2 separate regions of the Homo sapiens genome follow, and region 2 is linked to region 1. The links are chromatin contacts, found by Hi-C or POLR2A ChIA-PET in ENCODE. All regions are on one chromosome and are shown on one strand. The core of a region is the stretch at or near the end of the contact, and the rest is flanking DNA. Distances in the headings are between cores, read along the strand shown. Region 1 overlaps PPFIBP1 (PPFIB scaffold protein 1). Region 2 holds the start of REP15 (RAB15 effector protein).

Region 1 (3,046 bases), core at 37-2,536:
TTCATCTCTTTAATGTCTATTTATTTTATTGGCTAAGGGCTATCACTTTCTTGTACCACTTGATCTTCACTTTCATTGCTAGGACTGACCGCTGGCTTTTTTCTAACAATCCCACAAAGAAATAAGTTTGAAGTTTGCTCATAAGAGTTACTAGATAGTCAGAAAACAAAGCTTTCTTGGAATGCAGATGTTTATTGGTTGGCTGGGCTCCATGTAACTAACACAGCCCAAGCTTGTGATTTGAATTTGCTTCTCAGCTAAGTTAGCTCTACTTGTCAAGGACTCTTCATCTACAATTTGAAAATGCCAAGCATCTATTTGAAAGAATCTGTTATTTGAGAAACAATGTCTTATTGAGAAAGCAAAACAGACTTTTGGAATATTTAAACAGTGAACATTAATACATGATTAAATACCCGAATGAATGGGTGGTGGAAATAGTAACGGGTGTTGGCAATGAGAGAAAAGGAAGACTACATAGGGACATAATATGAAAAGGCTTCATGATTTGGGCAAGATCTAAGAAGCCAAAACCATATTTGAGCCACAAATATGGTTTTGAGTGTGTTGCTAGTATAGGTTTTGATGTTGGTAGTAGAGGAGAAAATAGGGTCTTTAACAAAGGGTACAGAATGAGTATGGCCTCAGAAACAGGAGTAGATATGATATACTGAAGAAAAAGCCGGCCATCCTGGAGGCATGAAGACCAAACATGGAAGGAGATGAGGTTGGAAAAGTTAGAAAGACAAGATGTGGAAGGTCTTTAAAGTCAAACTCAAGGATCTAGACTTTACTCTGCAGACATTGAAAACCAGTTGGAGACTAGCGTGATTAAAAAGAAGGTTAAAAGCCGGCGGGTGCAGTGGCCCATGCCTGTAATCCCAGCATTTTGGGAGGCTGAGATGGAAGTACTACTTGAAACCAGGAGTTAGAAACCAGCCTGGGTTACAAAGTGAGACCTCATCAGTACAAAAAAATAAAATAATAAACTAGTCAAGCTTGCACACCTGTATTCCTAGCTACTCAGGAGACTGAAGCAAGAGGATTGCTGGAGCCCAGGCTTTCGAGGCTGTAGTGAGTTGTGATTGTACCACTGCACTCCAGCTTGGATGACAAAGTGAGACCCTGTCTCTTAAAAAAAAAAAAAAAAGCCCAAAACAACAAAAAGATTAAGACCATCTCTGCACATGACTTGGTGATGAGTAATTTAGTGCTATGTTTTCTCTCGATTTATTTGGAATCATATAAACCTATCTTTCAGTACAGAAGGGCACTGAGTCACATTTAGGTGACATATTTCCTCCCAAAATCCCAGAGAACTTCAGGAAGTGGTGGGGGTGATTCAGCAAGGGGACATCTTCCTGACCATGTGATGGTTGTGGCTGGATAGAGCTCTTTTTGCCAGGCTATGAGAACAATCTTTCCGTAAAGTCTGTTGATGCTTACTCAACGTTTTCTCAGATGGAAACTTGGTGGGGGGTAAGACTAGATGGGAACAAACTTGGAAGATTTAGAGTCTCTCTGCTAAGTCTTCCTCCTGAAGCCTTTCTGAAGGGCCTGAACTTCCTGGAGAGGCCTTACTTACCAAGGAAAAGATAGATATTGGTCAGTTAGCTTGATTCTTTGATTACTTATGCTAAAAAATAAAGAATGATAAGCTTTTATATTCCCAGTACCCCAAGATTAGCTCTAATCTTAGATGGGTCTTAAAAGTCCATGGAAGTCCATGTATAGTCTTATTTTTGGTATCTTAACCTAAATTATGCAGAGGTATATTTTACTGGATTGACCTAACATAACTAACAGACCTTTTGAGATTTTATTTTGTATAATTTATAAAATGGAAAGTATTATCAACGTAGCATAAAGATTAAGAAATGAGCTCAGGAGCTGGACTGCCTGGGTTCTGGTCCTGATTTCTCCACTACTTAACCTTGGACAAGTTATTTAACCCCTCTGCCTTGATTATCTCATTTAGAAGGTGGAAATAATTTACTTCTTTCCTAGGATATTTGTCAGAATTAAATGAACAGATTTGTTGTTTATTTACTAAGAGCAAAGCTCTTAAAATATTCCCTGGTATATAAGTTCCCAACGAATATCACAATTAGTGTATCATAAATGAAAAAATTAAAGCAGTTAAAGGTTAAGTGACTTAGGTAATTATCCAGCAACATGACTATACCAGGATTAGCATTTCTTATTTTAAGACAGTCTACTGAAGTAGCAGGCTTTTTAGACCAGAGGTCAGCAAATCTTTTCTTAAAAGGCCAGATATAAACATTTTATACTTGTGGATCTTATGGTCTCTGTTGCTACTACTCAACTCTGTTATTGTGTCTTGGAAAAATCAACCACAGACAAAATGTAAATGTATGGGTGTGGCTGTGTTCCAATAAAATTTTATTTACAAAAACAGGTGGCAGACCCACATTTGGCCTTCTTACAGACCCTTGCTTTAGACACTTAAGTCATATCTGAAAGGAGACTATAGATTCCATTTCATTTTGAAGGCTGAGATATGGCATTATGTATTATGATAAACAGAAACTTTGATTTTTAATGATTGTTTAACATGTTAGTCTCATGATGGTCATACTTTAGGATAGCAAAGGGATTTAGAAAATAAGCAATAGTAACAAATGTGTTTTTTATCTCAAAGAGATCCATAGAAATCACTTATTTAACAGTTGGAGAATTATCTTGGAATTTGAGACCTGAGGTTGTGGGCAGGATGTTAAGAGTTTGTTTGATTAAATGGACCCAAATATAGACTGGTTTCTTTTTTGCTTCTCTATGTATGGGATAGGTTTGTGAGTCAAATAACAAGCTATTTGTATTTATGCTTGTCATTTCACTAAGGGTTTTTCTTCTAGAAATGCTGTTTGCATGGGTTTGGATTTTTTTATGGCTTACTTTTCAGTTCGATAATGTGTTCTTGTTTTCAAATTAAACTTGTCATTGAGATTTTTTGCGAGTGGCTATGTTGGTTAGTTAGTATTTATAGCTTAAGTCTGTTTCTGAGGAAATGACTAAAGTCTCTTCA
Region 2 (2,808 bases), core at 108-2,607, 120 kb after region 1:
TGAAAATACCAGGAAACTGTTACAGACGCCATTTTTTTTTTTTTTGAGACGGAGTCTTGCTCTGTTGCCCAGGCTGGAGTGCAGTGGCACAATCTCAGCTCACTGCAAGCTCCGCCTCCTGGGTTCACGCCATTCTCCCACCTCAGCTTCCCAAGCAGCTGGGACTACAGGTACCTGCCACCACGCCTGGCTAATTTTGTTTTTGTATTTTTAGTAGAGACGGGGTTTCACCGTGTTAGCCAGGAAGGTCTCAATCTCCTGACCTCGTGAATCGCCCCCCTCGGTCTCCCAAAGTGCTGGGATTACAGGCGTGAGCCACCATGCCCGGCCCAAATATTTTTTATTCAGGATGGTATAACCTAACTGATAATAGGTAATAAGGTTAAATTTTTTTATGACGTATTTTATTTACAAATATCATACACTGCTGGTGTTACCATATGAAAGGAAATAAAGTCAATTGATAATTGCCTCATTTTTATTGCCCTTATTTCATTTTCCGTTGTTCATAGTAACAGGCTTTGTTTCTGACATAGAAAATAACACAATCTCTTTATAAACTGCCATAAATTTGTTCGAATGGAGTTTATAATGTGTATCAACAGATAGGAATTTGAGGCCTTTGTTTGAGAAGCTTTTGTAGGAAAAGAAGCAACTGAGCTGGGGAATGAAGAATCATGGCAGAAGGTAAAAGAAACAAAAACAAACAAAAAAAGAAAATAGGAAAAGCAAATGGAAATGACTCACCTAGAGATTGGAAGAAGTTAGTTGTAGAAAGAGGTGTATGGATATTTAAAAAACTAACATAGGGCTGGGTGCAGTGGCTCATGCCTATAATCCCAGCACTTTGGGAGGCCGAGGCGGGAGGATTGCTTGAGCCTAGGAGATTGAGACCAGCCAGGACAACATGGTGAAACCCCACCTCTACAAAAAATACACAAAAATTAGCCAGGTGTGGTGGTATACACTTGTAGCCCCAGCTACTCAAGAGGCTGAGGTGAGATCACCTGAGCCCAGGGAGGTTGAAGCTGCAGTGAGCCATGATTGCGCCACTGCACTCCAGCCTGGGTAGCAGAGTGAGACCCTGTCTCAAAAAACAAAAACAAAAAGAACTAACGTGCTATTTTTACTTCAACTAAAACTTGGAAAGAGGAAACATGTTGGAAGAGATTACCAAAGATTAAAAGTAGAGTGAATATAACCTAGATAGAACAGATGTTTTGTGTGAAATTTAGTATCTTTAACTTAATAAACCAGCAGGAACTGTATGAACACAACACACCCAACTGACAAACAGAGAGAACTAACATGTTTATTTAGCTGTATGTATATATGCTTAACTACACCCGAGGAAGCTGTAGAGTTAGAAAAACATGAACCATTAACAGATGTGGCCTCCCTGCAGAACTTTTACTTTGAAAAAGAAGTACGTCTGAACCAGATTCACATGTTTGATATTTGGATGCAGAGAAAATGGGGCAGAAAGCATCGCAACAGTTGGCTCTGAAGGACAGCAAAGAGGTGCCCGTCGTCTGTGAGGTGGTCAGTGAAGCTATAGTCCATGCAGCTCAGAAACTGAAGGAGTACCTTGGATTTGAATATCCTCCAAGTAAACTCTGCCCAGCTGCAAATACTCTGAATGAGATCTTCTTAATCCATTTCATCACTTTCTGCCAAGAAAAGGGAGTTGATGAGTGGCTGACCACCACCAAGATGACCAAGCACCAAGCCTTCCTGTTTGGTGCAGACTGGATTTGGACCTTTTGGGGATCCAACAAGCAAATAAAGCTTCAGCTCGCAGTACAGACTCTGCAGATGTCTTCACCTCCTCCTGTGGAATCTAAGCCTTGTGACCTTTCCAATCCAGAATCAAGGGTAGAGGAGTCTTCCTGGAAGAAAAGTAGATTTGATAAGCTGGAAGAATTCTGTAACTTAATAGGAGAGGATTGCCTGGGTCTGTTTATCATCTTTGGTATGCCAGGAAAGCCTAAAGACATCAGGGGAGTTGTCCTGGACAGTGTCAAAAGTCAGATGGTGAGGAGCCATCTGCCAGGAGGGAAGGCTGTGGCTCAGTTTGTCCTGGAAACTGAAGATTGTGTGTTCATCAAAGAGCTGCTCAGAAATTGTCTGAGTAAGAAAGACGGGCTGAGAGAGGTGGGCAAGGTTTATATCAGCATTCTCTGACTTGGATATGTATTATGTGAGTGGCCTGTAAGAGGAAAAGAAAAAAAGATTCTAATAAGCAAGCTCACCTATTTGCATCATTCCAGCATGGGATTTTTTTTCATTTGTTTTCCCATTGATTGAAAATGATTACTGGGATCAAAGTACATTCATGTCGCAATTACAGAGAGAGAGAGAAAAAAAGAAAACCCTGGCTCTGCCTATGATTTAAAAACAGTTCAGGAAAAGTTATAATTTAGTTTAATATTTCATTCACTTATTCAATAATAAAAATGGAAGAGAGATAATAAAGTCACATTTAAAGTTTGATTTGCAAAAAAAAAGTGTCTGTTTGAAATAATAAGTCTAGCACTCAAAAGTATAAAATGTGTTTTTGCATCTGTTGGTGGGAGATGGGTAGGATAAAGTAGTGGGTAAGGCTACAGAGCAGGTTTAATTACATTTGTAATGCCAGTTTCAAGCCAGGCACAGTGGCTTATGCCTATGGTCTCAGCTACTCAGTAGGCTGAGGTGGGAGGATCGCTTGAGCCCAGGAGTTTAAGGCTACAGTGAGCTGTGATTGCACCACTGTGCTCTAGCCTGGGCAACAGAGTGAATCCTCATCTTTAAAAAAAAAAAAATAGT

Evidence for each region. A loop is a pair of places that touch in the nucleus more often than their neighbours do. ChIA-PET counts read pairs that join two places held with the same protein, here RNA polymerase II (POLR2A).
Region 2: a map of PC-3 shows a loop between it and region 1 (9-fold over the local background). The contact joins the promoter of REP15 here to the enhancer-like site in region 1. A Hi-C loop is called at or near these places in 1 of 168 maps with a recorded cell type or tissue (PC-3). POLR2A ChIA-PET finds 5 or more read pairs at or near these places in 1 of 52 experiments (PC-3).

The regions. Positions count from the first base shown.
Region 1 is chr12:27,572,850-27,575,895 of GRCh38, forward strand. The region is part of intron 1 of PPFIBP1 (PPFIB scaffold protein 1); the gene reads left to right. Among named protein-coding and RNA genes, the nearest start is that of PPFIBP1, 50 kb to the left of the region's middle. RefSeq lists an enhancer at 1,167-1,461. Within about 2 kb of position 1,287, at least 4 of the 41 ENCODE cell types and tissues checked have a DNase peak (open chromatin) inside an H3K27ac peak, as active enhancers do; they include PC-3, where a contact is called at or near this core.
Region 2 is chr12:27,695,090-27,697,897 of GRCh38, forward strand. It overlaps REP15 (RAB15 effector protein), which reads left to right and starts at 1,358. Exons shown (of 1, transcript NM_001029874.3): 1 at 1,358-2,507. The coding sequence starts at 1,474. The coding sequence ends at 2,184. PPFIBP1 (PPFIB scaffold protein 1) reads left to right here. Exons shown (of 30, transcript NM_003622.4): 30 at 1-475. The region is part of intron 3 of MRPS35-DT (MRPS35 divergent transcript); the gene reads right to left.